Linked DNA regions of Homo sapiens: region 1 is linked to region 2. Evidence: chromatin loops called from intact Hi-C (ENCODE). Cell type or tissue: natural killer cell. All regions are shown on one strand. Each heading gives the region's core, and the rest is flanking DNA. Links, peaks and the distances in the headings are about the cores only. Region 1 has its middle 55 kb from the start of PRDM1. Region 2 overlaps ATG5 (autophagy related 5).

The links. Hi-C counts contacts between places; a loop is a spot of excess contacts. Peaks named below come from ENCODE experiments on the same cell type or tissue, not always from the same donor. Only the 100,000 strongest peaks of a DNase experiment are listed, where the experiment ranks them.
Region 1: a loop joins it to region 2, with 6 times the contacts of the local background. A loop is called at or near these places in 4 of 110 quality-filtered maps.

Annotation. Positions count from the first base shown.
Region 1 is chr6:106,134,862-106,147,090 of GRCh38, forward strand. No RefSeq gene overlaps it. Among named protein-coding and RNA genes, the nearest start is that of PRDM1, 55 kb to the left of the region's middle. RefSeq lists enhancers at 1-1,000, 1-422, 6,918-6,967 and a silencer at 8,713-9,007. In natural killer cell, for the core only: no CTCF peak of the experiment used is centred there; DNase peaks (open chromatin) are centred at 6,690, 7,150 and 9,010; H3K27ac peaks cover 3,088 bases.
Region 2 is chr6:106,220,336-106,228,335 of GRCh38, forward strand. All of the region lies in intron 6 of ATG5 (autophagy related 5), which reads right to left. Among named protein-coding and RNA genes, the nearest start is that of ATG5, 100 kb to the right of the region's middle. In natural killer cell, for the core only: a CTCF peak has its summit at 3,221 (motif pointing left); a DNase peak (open chromatin) is centred at 3,166.

The sequences.
Region 1 (12,229 bases), core at 2,174-10,173, 83 kb before region 2:
GGGCCCAGTCCACCCTCCAGCTTTCATAAACTTTGAAATAACACAATGTAAAACAGTCTAAATTATGTCAGATGATTCTAAGTGATTAAATGTGACAAAGAGGTATGTCACCAGGGTGGCTGCCTGATTCCCCAATTCTCAGTATCACTGAAATGAATCAACGGAGAGACTCTGAGTAATGCCGGGCACGGCCACCACACTCAGGCTGCTGTTTCTTACAGAGACCTGGGATCTTTCCCAAATGTCACCGGTTCAGCCAGGGATCCTGACACAGGTAAAGTGTCGAATCACACCCAGCAACCACAAGATTTGCCTTCTGCTGCTTGGGGGTAATCTCCCTGTCAGAGGTGATAAGTGTGGAAGGATGCTTTAGAATTATGCCTTTTAAAATGAAAGTAGAGTTCCAGGGTCAGGAGGCGTTGACCGGGGGACAGAGAGACTGCGGGTCAAATGTGAGGCCATAAACTGTCAAGATGACACACGGTGCGGGCCTGGCAGGGCATGACTCATCAGGTTCTCCCAGTGCCAGTGGGACAAGTAGCACGCTCGGACAGCTGGGACGTTTGTTTTCAGGCCAATTTCTAAAGAAAGTTCTAGATAGTGGGGCTGGAAAGTGACCACGCGACCGACTTCTTCAGGACCTGATGGAGTCCCTCGAGTCATGCAGGGCTGGGGGTCTCGTACAAGGGCTCACCAGGGACATGTTAGTGACTTACCCTGCCCAGACCAGATTGCTTGGAAGCCACACATATGGTAAACAAACAGGAGAGAAATGTGTTCCTCCTGGGTCTGCCCCACTCATTTCCCTCCCACAGAGGAAACAGCCCACTCCTGGAGTTCAAAGCTTCCCAAAGTCCCGGAAGTTGAGACAATATGTAGGGGCTTAGTGGGCTCTCTCTGCTCTGATTCCAAAAGCCCAAACCCGGAAAACAGGTCGCCCCTTCCAGGGGGTGAAAAATGAAGTCTGAAGCTGGCAAGGAAAGAGCAGGCTTGGGAAGCCTTACTTCGGGAAACCTGGTTGACCCGACAATTATTTTTTATGACCTGGCATACGTTATGTTGATGGTTTCATTTCTGGTTATTACCTTCTATTAAAAAGCATCTTGAGTAAGATGATTACGGGGGCATCTTATTCCCGCCTCAGGAATCTACTCTGAAATTTTCAGAGAACTGTTGTTTTTCCTGGACATATTATTACTATCGTTGTTTTTGCTATGATTGTGATTACGTAAACTGCTAGTTGTTAAATAGCTCTTTTTATTTGTCATTGCTCACAATCCCATTGCTTTGAGATAAAGAGATATGAGGTAGATACCCATATAGGGCACAGAGAGGTCAAGCACTCCCATAAGGTCCCTCCAAGGGCCAGGGATGTCAGAGGTGTTCCTCTCCTCCCCCTCCCCAGCCATCTTACCAGGACCAGTATGGGGCACAGTGAGTGAGCAAACACACAGGAACGACACGCCCAGAGCGAGGCCAGCCCTGCTCCCATGCACCAGGCCGAGCTGGTGCTGAAGTTCTGCCATGGGTCCTTGGTGCTCTTAACTTTAGGGGTCTGCCGAGTGGGGATTCTAGTGACAGGCACGATGGCTTGGGTTAGCTGCATCCCGAAATGAAGAGTCAGCACTGGGAACCACGAATGTGCCTGAATCTTAACTTGCAATGAAAACCCTGTGGGTCAGGCCGGGTGCGGTGGCTCACGCCTGTAATCCCAGCACTTTGGGAGGCTGAGGTGGGTGGATCACGAGGTCAGGAGATCGAGACCATCCTGACTAACACAGTGAAACCCCCATCTCTACTAAAAATACAAAAAAAAAAAAAAAATTAGCCAGGCGTGGTGGCGGGCACCTGTAGTCCCAGCTACTCGGGAGGCTGAGGCAGGAGAATGGCGTGAACCCAGGAGGTGGAGGTTGCAGTGAGCCGAGATCGTGCCACTGCACTCCAGCCTGGGTGACAGAGTGAGACTCTGTCTCAAAAAAAAAAAAAAAAAGAAAACCCTGTGGGTCATGGCCCCGCAGCTCTCCCACCATCACCTCATTCAACTCAGTGTCTGAGACCAAATGCATTGTCTTTACCCCCAAGCCAAAGCTTGGTATCTGTTCAATTCCATCAGTGGCATCTCTCAGTCACTCAGGAGGAAAAAAACCCTCCGAATTATTTTTAAATAAATTTAATTTAAAAATTATTTATTAAATTATTTAAAAATAATTATTGAAAAAAGGCAGAAGCTTATAGAGTAACAAGTAAAAATGTCTTCCCCTCCCCGCTGCAACTCTCCATCTCACTCCTCAGGAGCAATCACTGTTAACAGTTTGATGTGTACGATTAAAGACTTTTTTCTACGCACTAACCAAGACATATTTTCTTGTTATTATCTTTGGCCTTACTCTTGCCTTCCTTCTAATATCCAGTCATCAACTCCCACTAATTTTTCCTTTATGTTTTTCATGTCTGTCCAATCTTTTTAGACCCCACCCCAAATTCTTATCACCTTAAACTTAGAATATCAGCTCTGCATAGAGAAATAGCAAGCGGGTTTGGAACCGATGACTCAGGTTTAACTCTTGGTTTCTCCACTTAGGCAAATGACACCTTCTTTGTGCCTCAGTTTCTTTATCTGCTCAAAAGGGATAACAATATCTACCGTTTGAGGTTGATGAAAATAAATAAAGGATCAGCATGTAGTAGGTGCTTAAATAATGTCTGCAATTACTATTTTCTTTTAAGTGGCCTCAGGAACATCCACTTCAGTTCCCTCCGAGTTATATTGCATACCATGGTCAGATTAATCTTTCTTAAAACACTGCCTTTATTGTGACAGTCCCTTGCTCAAAATCCTGAAAGGCTTCCTAACGTTTATAGTACAATGAGAAACAGTCTTTACCTCACTCATCAACTCCAGTTGATTGGTAGTGCCTGCCTGAGAGGTGCCACTGGGCCTGGTGGCAGAGAAGGCAAGGTTAGATTAGCAATGTCTTTACAGGAGCACAGGTAAAGTAGCAGCAACTGCAGCCTATAGCACAAAGTCCAGCATTACTTCACCTCCTCTACCTCCCTAGAGGATGCCTTTCTTATTGGTGTCTTTCTCTCCCTGTGGACTGCTTTCCTCCTGATCTGCCACATACACCACAGACCCTCTGCCAGTGGAACTCTCCCTCCAGATATTGCCACAGCTGGCTCACTTTCCAGCATCCAGCGCTCAAATGCTACCCCTGCAGAGGCCAAGCATTCTCCATCATGTTGCTGTTTATTTCCTTCACAGCACTTCATCTCTGTCTGAAGGGATCCTGTTTATTTACTCAGTTTCATGTTCATCGTCCTTCTCTGCCACAGACAATGTCTGAGCCCCCGAAGATAGGAACTTCCTCTTGTTCAGCAGCCTGTCCCTAGAGCCTAGACCATGGGCTGGCACCAGTAGGAGCTCAGGGTCTTGCTTCTTACAGTTCTCTTGCATAGTGGGTGCTTCTCTGATGACTGAATCGGGACTTCCCAAGCAGAGAGTGACTTGAAGCCAGTCTAGGTATCGGCCACATGTAGTCCAGACTGGCATATAGAATGTGCTCACTAAAACCTGGACTGGCTGATTGCTGAGGCCTTCAGCGGGAATTTTACAAAAGCACTTGGGCATGTGAATTGCACAACAGGTGCTCAAAGGCTATAGGCCACGCCTGTGTCCAACCTGTCTCATTATAGACTACTTTACATGCACTCTTGCTGGCGATTTCTCTCTGGACCTTCTCCTTGGTAATTTTCCTAAAATCACATGTTCCCAAAGCCACCCTGGTGATGTACTAGTTATCTGGGCCGTTTGCTTCTTGACTGCAGTATTATGGTTGTCTATTTTCTGTCTTAGCATCATGTGTCTGCCAGAATGAAAGCCCCTAAAGGGCTTAGAATGTTGAAGTCCACTCTGGAAATGAATAACATGGCCCTCAGAGAATCATGCAAAACAGAAGCAATCGGTGAGACGGAGCTCAATCTTTTTTTTTGCCAATGTGGATGGATTTCCAAGGAATAAATGATTAAAGATTATTAATTTTCCTGTGTTTGAATATATTTTCATTAGTCTTTTTCTACTTCCAGACATATTGTTTTCATTGAAGTTTTTTGTTGTTAATTTATGTCTGAGATCACATAACATAAACACTGAGGAGCACATTATGAAAGAAAAAAAGATTTCATATTCTACCACCCTAACACTATTCATTTTTTTCCTGTTTCTTTCCCATCTTTCTGTATCTGTGTGTATATATGTGTGTATATATACATACATATATGTATACATTTGTATACATATTTTATATATTTATAAATATATTTATATATAGAAATATATATTTAAAAATATATATATATACACACACACACACATTTTTTTTTTTCTTTTTCCGAGACAGAGTGTCACTCTGTCGCCCAGGCTGGAGTGCAGTGGCATGATCTCGGCTCACTGCAACCTCCACCTCCCAGGTTCAAGCAATTCTCCTGCTTCAGCCTCCCGAGTAGCTGGGATTACAGGTGCATGCCACCATGTTCAGCTAATTTTTGTAATTTTAGTACAGACAGGGTTTCACCATGTTAGCCAGGCTGGTCTTGAACTCCTGACCTCTTGATCCGCCCCCCCCTCGGCCTCCCTAAGTGCTGGGATTACAGGTGTGAGCCACCGTGCCCAGCCTATATATGCATATTTTTCACGAGTGATAATCAGGCTTGCTTAAGAAAAACATTTTTACTGCTAAGTCCAATAATAATAAATGTAAGAAAGCACCAAATATTCTTAGTTTTTATAATAATATGTTTCTTTTTTCAGATGCCTGATTTTAATTACCAGGTCTTGAGAAAAATTCAGAGGTATAAAATATCAGGGGAAAAAAAAAGAATAGAAATGCCTGGTAAAGGATGCCTATACCTTTACAGAAAGACATCTACTCGTTCCTACTTTAAATAGGTTCCCATGGGTTGCAAAAAATAAAATGCTTCCCTTTGTCCCAACTCCCATAGAATTGGCTTTCATGGGCTTCGAATACCCAAACTATATACAGTCAACTCTCATTATTTGCAGATTTTGTATTTGCAAATTTATCTACTCACTAAACTTTATAACCCCCAAATCAACACTCATGAAGCATTTGCAGTCATCTGCAGACATGCACAGATGCAGAGCAGCACATTCGAGTCACCTAATATGCACATTCCCAGCTGAGGTTGAACAAGGTGACACTTTGCCTTCTTGTCGCAGCACTCATGCTGTAAACAAGTGACTTTCCGCAGTCTATTCAAAGCCATGTTTTTTTCCTCTTTATGTATTTTGTTAGTGATTTCACCATTTACAATGACCTCCGAGTGTAGTGCGGAGGTGCATCTCATGTTCCTAAGTGCAAGAAGGCTGTGATATACCTTGTGGAGAAAATCCATGGGCTAGATAAGCTTCCTTCGGGCATGAATGGTGCTGTTGGCTGTGAGTTCTATGTTAACAAAATCAACAATATGTATAAAATTAGGGATCTTTAAACAGAAACACACATGGCACAAGGTTATATATTGATCAGTTGATGAAAATGTTGTGACCAGGGCTCTCAGGAACTTAACCATATGTTTCCCTGGAGTGATGGTTCAGAATTTGTTAATTCAGTGTCCCAAGTGAGTTTATAGAATAACCACCACGAATAATGAGAAGCAACGGCACAAACTTTGTGTACACAGGCATTTTTTGAGAGAGAGAGAGAGCTATAATATTTATCAAATTCTCAAGGGGGTAACTGAAAAATGTTCAACCATTACTTCAGAACTTCTATTATGAGACAAATAGTGCTGGTCCTCTTGAGAAACCAAGGGAGTGGGCTCAGCTCAGTGACTGTCTGGATCAGCCCAGAAACAATGTAGGCTGCCATCTTGATCTGTGCTTTTCCCCAGGGACATGAGCAAGGGCACTTCTAGGCCAAGCAAAATCAATCGTGTTTCATAGATTTGGATTTAGAGGGCGCTCTAAACCAGCTCAGAGGAATGGTATGTTTTAGAATCCTAGGGAAATTGAGTTCTCCAATCATCACTTCAGTCAGCTAGGAAAGATACACTTTTGGCAGGGTGCGGTGGCTCACGCCTGTAATCCCAGCACTTTGGGAGGTCGATCACAAGGTCCGGAGTTCAAGACCAGCCTGGCCAATATGGTGAAACCCTGTCTCTACTAAAAAATACAAAAATTAGCCAGGTGTAGTGGCATGTGCTTGTAGTCCCAGCTACTTGGGAGGCTGAGGCAGGAGAGTCGCTGGAACCAGGGAGGCGGAGTTGCAGTGAGCCGAGATTGTGCCACACTCCAGCCTGGGCAACAGAGCGAGACTCTGTCTCAAAAAAATAAATAAATAAAAAAGATATCCTTTTAATAAAGAAAAAAAAACAACACATAAAACTTAAGAGTGTAATAATAGCTGCTGTTCATTGAATGCTTACCAGGAACTAGTATGATCATAAGGAACTCTTACAATCACCCTGAGAGGGAGGGCATGGCAAGCCCTAATTAATGGATGAAGAAACTAAGGCTCAAAGAGGTCAAGCCACTTTTCCAGGCAACATGGCTACGGTGGGAGGTGGGGCTGAGGTCAGAGCTCGGGTCTGCATGACTTCAAAGGCTCTACTCCTAACCACTAGACTAAACTTAAGCTGCACAGGCAGGGCGATGACTGGCTCTTCACCTTGGCTCTCCACCCAAGTCCTTTAACCATTGGGAGTGTGTTCAAGGTGATTCACTTAACTAACATCTGTTCTACGTACCCTTCTCAGAAGCCCATCGGCTAAGGTGGAGAGAGCTGACTGTACACTCCAGGGTGATGAACTCTAATTCTTTGGCTCTTCTTATATCTTAGCAGGTGGCAAATTCTAGGAGTTCCTAAAAATAGGTTGCAAATTCTAGGAGCTTCTAAAAATAGTGCTGGGACTTCAGCTTTGCTAGAGAAGGGATTATTCTGACCTTTCGTCTCAGGGGCCCCCCGCCCCGCATCCTGAGGGTGACAATTTCACTGCTTTGCATGACATTTGGTTTCTCTCACATGTGGCTGGTCGGATTATACTTTACAGGAAGTCAGAGAGAACCTCTAACCTCTGCCTGGGCTATTTATTGCTTTTCATTCTCTTTCTCTTCTACTCCTCACCCTCCCTTTGACTTCTTAAGTCTTTGAGACGCTTTTGAAACCCCCTACTAGTAGCCACATTTAGGGTGTGCTGGTGTACTGAGGAGGGAAGGGTGGTCAGGTGACAAGGGCCTGACCTGCTCACTCAGCCTGGTATCACTGTCTGCTCTTCCCCCCACTTCAGAAGTAGAATCACCCCATGATCAAGTCCCAGCTCTTTGAGGGAGGTGCTGCCTTGAAGAAAGTCACTTAATAGTACCATGCCTCCCTGTCCAATCTATAAAAATGAGGCGATCACACTTACCTACCAGGCAGAGGTGTTGTGAGGATTAATTATAGCCCTCAGGGCTTTGAGAGACGGCCAGATGAAAGGCTTTCTATAGCTAAGTTCCATCCTGGGCATGACTCTTCAGCTCTCAGCTTCCCTGCCAGTCACACTCTTCCAAAGTCACTCCTCAGGGGAGAGGAATGGCCTCACGTTGATGAGGTAGGATGTAAAATAGGAACAATATGCAGAACTGAGTCCAAAAGCCTTAATGTGGATTACTGAGAGCTGCACTCTCTGTGAATAGGAAGTGCAAGTTCAATGCGTAGTTGGTGGGGTCCTTGGAGGCACAGCAAGGTGAAGCCAAACAAAGGCACAATTGCCCACACCAGACCTTTCCTGTGGGTGGGAAGGGTTGCAGAAAGCCTTTTGTTCCAGCATCTATGCCTTTATGCTTATAAAGTTAGAAGGACTCAAGCAGCATGTGTAAGTGGATTTGGATGGAAGTGGAAATGGTGTTGAGGAGTTCAAATTACGGGCAGCTAAAGCAACTAAACCAGTCTCTCTGCCTGCTAAGAATCCCTGGCTTTCTCCATCCTGAGCTGGGGGTGGCAGGGTCACACACAGACACGCACATACATCCTGCCCTTCCAGCAGCAAATCTCCTCTGGGTGCTTCCTTTCTTGCACCAAGGGGACTGTCCCTGGCAACAAATGCCCAACCAGAACTCAAAATGCAGAAAAGCAGCACCAGCACTCCTGCCTTCCTAACATCTCTTAAGCAATTCTTTCAGGCTTACAAGAGATCCTGAAATATTTTCTGTTTCCATTTGGCCCTCTGACTGACTGAGAGGGTTGATGCCATTAGAGAGATTCCAATGGGATTATGGTCCCTAAATACCAGAGGTGGGAAGCATGAGCTTTGGAGCCAGGAAGACCATTCAAATCCCAGGCCTATCGTGCTCTAGCTGTGTGTCCTTGGACAAGCCACTTAACCTCTCTGTGCCTTAGTTTCCTCTTCTGTAAAATTGAGCTCCTATGTGGATATAAGAGTGAAATGAGAGACTGTATGTAATAGGGCCTGGCACAGAAAGCACACAATTCACATTAGCTATGCTGAGAAAGGCAGAGTGGGAGGTAGGTGACAGGTGAGGATTCTAGTCTGGGGAGGCTAATTTTCTTTTCTTTTTTAAATCGCTGCGCCATGTGAATTATGCTATCCCCATGCCAGAAAACCCCAAAGAGGGTTTTGGCTGTGCTGGAGCACACCCGGTTCACTTTCCCCTCGACCAGTGGGTCTGGCACATCTGGCTGGGTCCGCCTGGCTGGTGGTATTTCACCCCGGATGCTGTCTTTCCTCTGCTTTCTCTACACCCTAGAATTCTTCAGGAATAAAGTATCTCCTCACAAGAAAGTGAAAAGAATCAAATTTCCTGGCTCTGCTACCTCACCTTGCCCCTGTGAGCCGGGCGGTGGCCCCACTGTGCCAGCGCAGCAGTGGGAGCCCCAGGGGCTGCTCTGAACTGCCTGGGAGGGGTAAGAGAGGGCGGAACGCGGGGCCGTGCCTGGGGCTGCTCTGCTGCAGGGTTCCACTCCAGGCCACGGTAGCATTGTGGATGCGCGTTTGAACTTTGATGTATTTTGAAGCTGCAATTTTCAAATGTAACCACACCATAAACTTACTACTTAAAAAAAGAAATCTCACAGCACCTAGGCCACAGCACTAGGCCGCAGATCTTAGTCAAAAGAATGCACAGTGTGTGGTGTTAGCAGGGACACGGCAAGATTTCATGGTCACTGAGAAGCCCTTGAAATGGGTTCTGAGGCAATGAAGGTTGTCCTCACAGCAGCAGTGGTCCCCCACCAAGAGAGGCTGTTCCCCCACCCTCCCATCCCCCTGGCTGTAGGCTCAGGCCAACCATCCCTCCCACCCCCAGGCCCCACAGCTTCACTCTTAGGGGTTTAGACCTAGAACAAAATTGTAGATCTGTTGAAATATTCCTTTTTGGGGACTAAAATGGGAGAAGACAACCAGCAATGTCTAAACCTTCAAGTGAGTCCCCAGTGAAAGACTATCGATCCAAGAGAGAGTTTTGGGAAGAGAAATGCAGTGCCCCATACTTATATAAATGCTCACATGTTATATGTACATGTGAGCCTCAGATAGGCAGATTGGTAGATAGCTCTCTGTGTGTGTGTGTGTGTGTATATATATATATATATATATATATAATAATGATTTATTTTCTGATTACTTCTTTTTTTTTTTGAGACAGGGTCTGTTGCCCAGGCTGGAGTGCAGTGGCGTGATCTCAGCTCACTGCAACCTCTGCCTCCTGGGTTCAAGTGATTCTCCTGCCTCAGCCTCCCGAGTAGCTGAGATTACAGGTGTTTGCCACCACGCCCAGAAAATTTTCGTATTTTTAGTAGAGATGAGGTTTTGCCATGGTGGCCAGGCTGGTCTCAAGCTCCTGACCTCAGGTGATCTCCCTGCCTCGGCCTCCCAAAGTGCTAGGATTACAGGCGTGAGCCACTGCACCCGGACCCGTTTTCTGATTCCTTCTATAATTTATTTCAGAAGAAAATTTGGAAAACATTCAATGAAGAAAATTTGGAAAATACAGAAAAGCACAAAAGACGTGAAACCCCCTGGAACCTTCCCATCTAGCAGTAGAGATCCAGAGGCTGAATGGTGGCTGGCTGTTGAGCCAGAAGCCCTGCAGGAGGGTGGGAGAAGCATGCAGCAAGCCTCACCCCTTTACTGGCTCTGGCATCAATGACCAGTAATTGGACTTTTCTGGCCCACAGTTTCATCATCTGTGGAGGGGGGATATTACACAGACGGATTCTAGGGTCTTATCGGCCCAAGCATTTGAGAGAGTGTCAGATTCCAGGATAACAAGCCTGAAACAAGACATGGAGAACTCCTCAATGCTAGCCAGTGGCTAAAGGAGCTTCAGGTCAGATGTCCATGCAGAGACCATGGGGTTTCTGAAAGTGTCTGCTTTGCTAGAACATATTAAGAAGCTGTTTAACGTATCTTTGCACATCCTGCCAGGTGTCTGGAGTCTGTTGCAGTCACCTCATATGTCAGAGGGCACTGTTCAGCCCGGGGCTCGGGCGAGCTGGAGTGAACTCTGGCCTTGCCACTAGATTCTAGAGCCCCTGGGGCCTTATACAAGGCTCATCATGTCCCTGACCCTCAGGTTTCCCATCTGCAAAATGGGGAAAATAACATCTGCCTTCCCCAGCTGACAGAGTTGCTATATCAAAGGAACAAATATACATAGAGGCATCTATAAGAAAATATCAAGCCCCCAAAACATGTAAAAGAGATCCTTGCAGAAGTGAATCCATCCTCATGGAATTTTACTAAATGAAAAGTGGGGCTTCATTTCAGGTTGCATGCTGTCCTCAGACAGAGATGGCAGTCTTATCACCATCAGCGAGCACTCAAGTAAACATCAGTGAACTTACTAAACAGGTGAATGGGAAATAGAGAGGCAGTTTCAAACCCTGGCTTTCGGTAAATGTTAGCCTTACAGCCACAAAGTAGGCAGTGCTTTGACAGCAGGTGGGAGATGAGGAGAGAAGGTTTCCTGGCCCTTCACCTTGGTCACTGACTCAGTGTGAAACAGCGCCTGCAGGGAGGAGGGGAGTTCTCATCCTGGTTCTCAAATCAGCCTGCAGCCACAGTGGGAGCAGTGAGCCGAGTTCAGGGCTGAGGATGACTAAACAGCCTCCTCATCATTAATAACAATAATACTTGGCATTTATCTGGTTCTTTATGTTTTCAAAGTGCTTTACAATCATTAATTAGTTAACTAGCATGCACCACCACCCCGACGTCTGCCTGCTGTGCTGAGCAGACAAAAGAGCCCGGTGGGACCTGCCTGTCTGCCCGGGGATTGCAGAGCTGGGGGAAAGTGAAGGCTGGGGTGTGTGGGGAGGGGAGTCAGTATTAACATCAAGGACCAAATTCGGAAGGAGATAGTTACAAGTCCGTGCCAATAGACATGGGTGTGCATGTTCCTTGAGAAAGGATGTCAGGCACACAGGCAGGGACCTGGTCAACCTTTGGAGAGCTGGCTTCCATTCTGAGTGGGTAAGGATGCTGCCTTACAGGGGGCTTAGCATTCCCGTAAAAACTGACTGCTCTGGTCCCTGCCTAGAAAAGTAATATAGGACATTGGTTGCAACTGTGCCCTGAACAGCTGGCTTCAAACCATGGTAGAAGATAAATTCCCCTGCTCTTTGGAATGCTGGTGTATTTTTGGTGCTGTTTTTCTAAACTATAGGGTTCTGCACACGGCTGAGATCCAAACCTGTTGGAACTGTTTGTCTAACTTGCACTGGATACATAGAGATTAAATTCACTGCAAAGGGTTAAACACACGATGTCTCCTGGACACTCACTAGTGATGTTGATGCTGATGCTGATGCTGATGGAGATGGCGATTGGTCAACTGAGGTGAGCTTTCCCTCCTTCGCCTGTCTCCCAAGCTTTAAAATGGCAGGATACAATACAACTAAGCAATTTGGCCTAGGTGAGGTAGCAGAGCCCACAAACAAGTGTATTAAATGAAACTGGACATACTGATTGTCACTACCTAGTTACATGGAAATCTGATAGCTATTGTACTTAGAGAGTAGAGAAACCAAAGTCATAAGCCAAATAAGTGACCAGAAGAAAGCGATTAGTCATCTTTCTTCATGAGTGATCACAATGCCTCTGAAGCTTCTCCAGCTGCAACTTGCAATTTAGGGCCCTGTCTAATGACAGGGTGAGTTCCTCTTATTGATCTCCAGGCTTCTTGGGTAAATTAAATGGCAGGTACACAAAG
Region 2 (8,000 bases), core at 1-8,000:
CTGCATGCACTGCAAAGCAAAAGTATAATATAAAATCCCAAAAAACCTTGAAAATTTAATAAAACCAAAAAACAGGCATCACACACAAGAACTGAGGCGTATACTTCATTAATGAGTATGATATCCTGATATGAAATGTCAAACAAAATTACCCAGGCTCAGGTTAGAAATAAAGATAGGACATTAGTCTTTGTATTTTTAAATTGATTTTTTCTTCTAATATTCCTTAATGATAACCCTATATATTACCTACTTAAAATTATTAGCAAATAGTTATTTTAAAAGTATGAGTAATTAGACCAAAAGCAACTCTCATATTTACCCAAAAGAAGGAACCACTACCAAGAATCAAAGCCTAGTAATTCTGTTCTTAACAGACAGGTGTTGTGTATTCTGGCATGTTACATGAAAATCACTTATGAGAAGAACAGAAAAAAAAATTAGAAGGTAGTTTTCACTATGGAAATAGGTAAGTGATTAAGCAGATTTTCTTACACCATGAAATTGTCAGCAGACTCAATAATCACCCTAAGGGGCATCATTCTGGATGCCGACATTCTCTATGATGGAAAGGGACTGAAAGTAAAATGCACTAATGACATAAAGAAACCAATATCCAATAGTAAAGTTGAAGAAATAAACATTCTTTGGACAGGAACTAAGCTGAAGTTTGCAACTACCAAGAATGTATTATGCCAGCAGTAAATTAGGAAACTAAAGCCCATGTCAACCAATGAAAAATGGGAGGACTGAAATCAATCATTAAAGCAGCAGCAAGGTTCTAACTATTCTAAGGTATAGGCTACCTCTGGCGTATATTATCAGAGTTGACAATTCTTCCAAGAAATTCTAACATCAACTGTAATCTGAGGTCCTTTAAAAAATAATATAAACCAGGCAGTAGACTTACATTTTGTAATATTTTCTTCTAAGAGCTGTACATTAAGATTTTATTTGTGATATAAATACTATCAAATAATTAGCTATAGAACAGCTCTATTTTCAACAGTTATAACATTTTAAGCCATCTCACATTTAACCTAAACTTTTATCAAATGTCAAAACTGAGGCCGGGTACGGTGGCTAACACCTGTAGTCCCAGCACTTTGGGAGGCCAAGATGGGCGGATCACTTGAGCCCAGGAATTCGAGACCAACCTGGGCAACATGGTGAAACCCCATCTCTATAAAAAATACAAAAATTAGCTGCGCCTGGTGGTGTGCGCCTGTAGTCCCAGCTACTAGAGAGGCTGAGGGAGGAGAATCACCAGGGCCTGGGAGATCAAAGCTGCAGTGAGCTGAGATCGTGCCACTGCACTCCACCCTGGGTGACAGAGTGAGACCCTGTCTCAAAAAAAAAAAAAAAAAGAAAGAAAGAAAAAAAAATCAAAACTGATCACTTGAGGTCCAACTTATGTTTACTATATCTACTTATATTCCCAAAGACATCTTAAGGAGAGATGAAATCATAAAAAGGTGAGGATGAGAAAGAAAATAGTAAGTCAGTAAGGTCAATTTTTACATATATTAGGCTAGCATAATAAAAATATGAGTGTCTTATTATTATTTTTTTTTGAGACAGAGTCTTGCTCTGTTGCCCAGGCTGGAGTGCAGTGGTGCAATCATGGCTTACTGCAATGTCTGCCTTCCAGGTTCAAGCAATCCTTGTGCCTCAGCCTCCTGAGTAGCTGGGATTACAGGTGTGCGTCACCCTGCCCAGCTAATTTTTGTATTTTCAGTAGAGACAGGGTTTCACCACGTTAAACCATGAGTTTGGCCAGGATGGTCTCAAACTCCCAAAGTGCTAGGATTACATGCGTGAGCCACTGCGTCTGGCCTAAAGTGTCTTATTATAACCAAGAATTTATTTGTGGAGAGAGGTAAAGAAAACTCATTTTTAGTGAAATAATTAAAACTGCATCATTCACAATCTATCTTTCAAAATGAGGTATTAACTATTTTGGCTTCTAAAATTACCCCATATACTACATGCATGAGCATGGGAATTGAAGTTATTTTATTCCTAAGTTTGAGACTTCATGTTTTAATGTGATCACTAAAAATTTCCTAATTGATGATTAGGAAAATAACTTTCTGTAAAATTCCAGAATTTTAGCTGTTTCAATCTCTTCATATTAAGGGGAGAACATTATGTTTTTACTTTCTGTGCATGCACTTTCTTTATTAGAAGAAAATGGACTGAGGGCAGTAAGCAACCGAAAAGGAAGAGTAATAAGAAGCCTGATGTGTGTGAAAACTGGAGAACAGTCTCAAATCATAAAAAGTTATGACAGAAGAGGCATAAAAAATAAAAGTAATGAACTTAATATATGAAAGGTAATAATGATTAAGAGCATAGGCTATAAAGCCAGACTGGACTCCCTGGATTCAAATCCTGGCTCTTCTAATTACTAGGTAGGTAACCCTGAGCAAGTTTCAATGACCAATCTTTTTCTCAATTACCTCAGGTATATAAAGGGGACAGTAACAGCATTTAACCCAGAGGACAATAAGGATTAAATAAATACATGTAAAATAATTTAAAACAGTACCTGGTATTCAATAAAGCGCAATAAATGTTAGCTGCTATTATTATTCATCTAAACTTTACTTTCATTACCAGCAATATTTTTTAATCTTAAAAATATTGAATAAAACAATGACCTAGCTTAGTAAATAAATTCATAATGAGAAAATGTTGATTTCATTTAATAATAACTTTAGTAGTTTGGGATAACACTTTGCATATTTTAATTTCCCCAGCTATAAATAACTCAAATAATTTGCCATCAGATGATCTGTTATTTTGAAGTTAACAAATAAAGCATTTCCTAAAAAAGTTCTAATACATAACTTTTGCTCTCATCTTATGTTTTAAAAACAAAATGGCAAATCATCTGCATCAAATAGTTCCTACTCTTATAACATGACAATTGTTTTAAAATATATCTGCTGGAAAAAGCAACTGAAGTCCTAGAAAATAGAAATGTAATTTTAAACTATTCCAATAAAGCTGGAGGAGGAAGGGGAAAAACATATCTGCCAAATAAGCTTATAATTAATAGTTGTTTTCAGTTTTCAAAAATCCACATAGGAAGCAATTTAAGCCTAAATTGCCTAAGTCTCAATCTCAGCGTAGTAGATAGCTTAGGGCAATCAAAACTTGCTGTGTTGGGCTGCCCCCTACAGGACTCAATTTACCTATTTCTTTTAAAAGGTGTGTAAGTAGGAAATATGATTCAAGTTTTACATTAACAATATTAATGCTAAAGCAGATGATTATCATTCACGCATTCACTATAGGAGGAAACAGTCTCTGAGAACCATCTATAGAGATACAGAGAGAAATGAAACAATCCTTGTCCTTGAGGAATTAATAGTTTACTGCTTACAGAGAAACTACATACATGGTGAAATATTTAAAAATAGCTCATGATATCCTCTATGATATTATGTTTGCTATAGAAAAAGAACAAGGCTGAAGATCTAAGATCCAAGTTCTACTGTTGGCTCTGCCATCAAACAATAAGCTAAACAATGTACAAGTCAGTTTTGGGGAAGCTGTCTTATTCCCAAAATGAGGAGGTTAAATTAGTTAATTCTTCCAGCCTCTATGGCTCTAATATTCCACAGTTACATTTGTCAAAACAAAAGGTAGAAGGAAATGTTTCAAAAACAGACTTCGCAGAAAGAACATCTATATGATATGAAGGGCTGGGGCATATGTGAAGAAATCAAGGAAGACTTCTTGAGGAAGGTGACATCTGAAGTAACTTTAGAAGCACTCTGGGAGCCAAGGCTATTCCCAGGAGTTAACAGAGTCAGATAATAAAAGATCAAAGATGTTTAGGGGAATAGCATGCAGTGTTATTTGGTTGCAGTCTAGCTATATTTTAGGAAACATCAAATTAATATCAGTATAAAACTCAACAGAATGGAGGGAGAAAAAGCAGGTAGAAAAATCTAAGAACCACTAAAATAGTTCATCTAGAAGATAAAGGACCCATGAGCTAAATCAGTGCAAATGGCAAGAAGGGAATAAATGAAGACAGTTCTGGTCCATTAGAACTGCAACTCAACAAAAGTGATCAAAAGAGTTATTCCAAAGTATTGACCTGGTAACTTGAAGAAAAGTAAAGAAAGAGGAAACTGGACACTGAAACAGAAGAAGTAGATTATGTATTTGGTAGTGAATGGAAGTAGATTGGTGGGACCAGTTAGAACCTCACAGAGAAGAACTATGTTAAGACCAGAAATACGGCCAGGTGCGGTGGCTCATGCCTGTAATCCCAGCACTTTGGGAGGCCTGGGTGGGCGGATCACCTGAGGTCAGGAGTTCAAGACCAGCCTGACAAAGATGGAGAAACCCTGTCTCCCCTGTCTGTACTAATACAAAATTAGCCAGGTGTGGTGGTGCATGCCTGTAATCCCAGCTACTCAGGAGGCTGAGGTAGGAGAATCGCTTGAACCCGGGAGGCGGAGGTTGCAGTGAGCTGAGATCGCACCATTGCACTCCAGGCTGGGCAAAAAGAGCGAAACTCTTGTCTCAAAAAACAAACAAACAAAACAAAACAAAACACAGAAATACATCAATTAAAAAAGTGAGCTATTCACCAGATATGTTCCACTGGTCATAAAACAAAAGAATACAGGAGGCATGACAAGCCATCATCATTGCTGTTAAAATAACTCACAGCAAAATTATAATGATTTAAGTCAATAACATCTAATAATTCCAGCTATAGTGTGCAATTTAATTTATTATGTGCCAGGCACAATAGTTTATTAAAGGTATTACCTCTAATTTTCACAATAACCCTATTTTACAGATTATAAAATGGAGGCCCAGAGATGTAAGGTGAACGAGCCAAATCACCTAGTTACCTGGAATATAAACTCAGAACTGCCTAAATCAAAAGCTCTCAATCTTAACCACATGCTATACTGATGCATGTCAAAGATTCAATTCATTCAGATTTTTCAAGGTTATCGGAAAACCTATGTAGATAAAAATTTCCAAAATAATCAAGGATATGTAACTTTTACAGAAAGCAATCACTGATCATCTATTGCAATACTCATGTTCTTAAGCAATATACTGAGTTGAAATTTTTATATTTTATAAATAATTAGAAAGAATACATTTTTTAAAACTTTAAAAAACACCTCAGTTTTTATTCTCTTCCCCAAATTTCAACAAAATCCATTTATCCAAACTTGAGGTTGAATCATTAAAGTGGTGATATCATCAGTAATAGCAGAGTGAGGACCCTGAATATACTCTCCTCCATAAAAGCAACAAGAACACAAAAATTCTCAAAATGAACTTTTTCTGAAATCTTTCAAAAGCCCCACTCTCAGAAAACTGTCATTATTTGATCTGCCAGTTCCCTAGAAAAACCTCCCTCATAGGACATTATTTGACTTGACTCAGAGCTCACTCAGTGCAAACAATTTTATCACCAGGAGAGTTTGTGGAAAATCAGTGGCAATTGTTAAACATCACATCTGCCATGAGATAGCAATAACAGATGGGACAAACAAGCTAACCAAAAAATTAAAAGAAAAACCTGGGAAATAAGAAATCCAAAGGGGGTCTGAAAAGTTCTAACATATTTCTGATAATCCAGAAAGCCATACACATGTATAGAGCTGTGTACACGCTCAAAAAACATCTACGAAGGCCCTAAACTCTCACCTATGGGAAACCCTGAGGCTCTGTACAAGAAGAAAGTAAAATCCAGTTATAAATTGCTTGCCGTATCATTGAAGGCAATGCCCCAACATTCACACATAGGCCCCTGGCAAAGATTGGAAGATACTCTAGTTCTAGGCATTCAAGAAAATCTCTTCTAATCATCAGATGATCACTAAACTCACCAAGCAGTAACTTTAGGGGCCTGTGTGATAAAAAATAAAAACCTGAAAGAATTAGTTCAGGAAAGAAACTAAACAAGCAACAGCAACAACAAAAACAGACCTTGGGAAAGGGGGGAAGCATCTGGTTTCCAGAGTTATTCTGTTATACTATATAAAATATTCAGGTCTCAACAACAACAAAATTACAAAGACATGCAAAGAAACAAGTATAAGCCACAAACTGGGGGGAAAAAGCAGCAGAAACTGGCCCTGAAAAAGACCAGATGCTGGACTTACTGGACAAAGACTTTAAGAGAGTTATTTTAAATATGCGCAAAGAACTAAAAAAAAGTTTATCTAAAGAACTACAGGAAAGTATCAGAACAATATTTCTGATCCTTCAGAAGAACCACTTTTTGTCACTACAGATTAGTTCTGTCTGGTCTAGAACTTCTTAAAAACAGAATCATAGAGTATATTCTCTTTATATCAGCTCTTTTTACTCAACACAATGTTGTGTGAGATTTATCCATGTTGTTGCATGTATCATTCCCAAACAGAAATAGAAATTATAGAGATAAATAGGAGTTACAAAAAAGTACCAAACAAAAATTCTGGAGTTGAAAAGCACAAAAACTGAATTAACTTGAGGGGCTCAACAGCTGATTTGGGCAGCCAGAAGAATGAATCAGCAAATCTAAAGATAGGTCAATTGCGAGAAAGAGAGGGAAGAAGGAAGGAAGGAAGGAAAGGAGGCTCAGAGACCCAAGAGACACCATCAGGCATACCAATATACATATAATGAGAGGCCCAGAAGAAGATGCAGAAAAAGGGTCAGAGTATCTGAAAAAATAATGGCCCTAAACTTCCCGAACTTGACCCCAAAAATTAATCTACACATCCAAGAAGATAAACAAACTAAAAAGAATAAAATCAAAGCGATCCACACCTAGGTACATCATAATCAAATGACTGAAATATAAAGAGAGACTCTCAAAACAGGCAAGGGACTTATGTACAAAACATCTTCAGATTAATAACAAATTTCTCATCAGAAATGATGTTGTCAATAGGCAATCAGATGACATAATCAAAGCACTGAAAGAAGTAGAATGTCTGGGACCTGGAATGCTGGTGGACACCTGTAATCTCAGTATTTTGGGTGGCCAAGGTGGGAGGATCACTTGAGGCAAGGAGTTGAAGACCAGCCTGGGCAGCAGAAAGAGGCTCTGTCTCTACAAAGAATAAAAAGATTGGCTGAATGTGGTGGTGTGGACCTGTAGTCCCAGCTACTCAGGCGGCTAAGGTGGAAAGATCGCTTGAGCCCAGGAGTTGGAGGCTGCAGTGAGCTATGACTGTGCCACTGCACTCTTGCAGTGGAGACCCTGTCTCTATAAAGAAAAAATGTCAACCAAAAACTACATGCAGAAAAACTGCACTTCAAGAAATGATCAGTACCTTGAAGCTCTGAAGGTGCTTAAGACTGTAGATCAATACCATAGAAAATAATTTAGTATTTAGGAATGTAAGAAAATTAAGACAGCCTTGTTTGATAACTACACATAATACTGTAACTGTTCTTGCACTGTTCTGGTTATTGTCAAGCTATGAGCACAAACTGATGACTGAAATACAGAATACAGAACAGGATATAAAATCTTATCAGGTAAAGTTAGGCAAGCAATTACTAGTTGTAATTCAACTTGAAGGAGAAGGAATAAGGAACCAACTCAAACCAGGCAGCAATGAATTGTAAAAAAGCTTAAGGTAAAACAAACAGGGAAATAAAACAACTCAGAACCTAAGCATATCGTAAGAACCTAATCTAACAAGGAGGGGCTTAAACTGATTATTTTACAGCTTGGGTGCAATTATCCCACAAAAAACTTTCAGGAGTTTCACCAGTCCATAAACTATTTGGTTATTAGAAAATAGCTTTATTGGGCTACCCTCTTTGGGTCCCCTCCCTTTGTATGGGAGCTCTGTTTTCACTCTATTAAATCTTGCAACTGCACTCTTCTGGTCCGTGTTTGTTACGGCTCGAGCTGAGCTTTCACTCTCCATCCACCACTGCTGTTTGCCGCCATCGCAGGCCTGCCACTGACTTCCATCCCTCTGGATCTAGCAGGGTGTCCGTTGTGC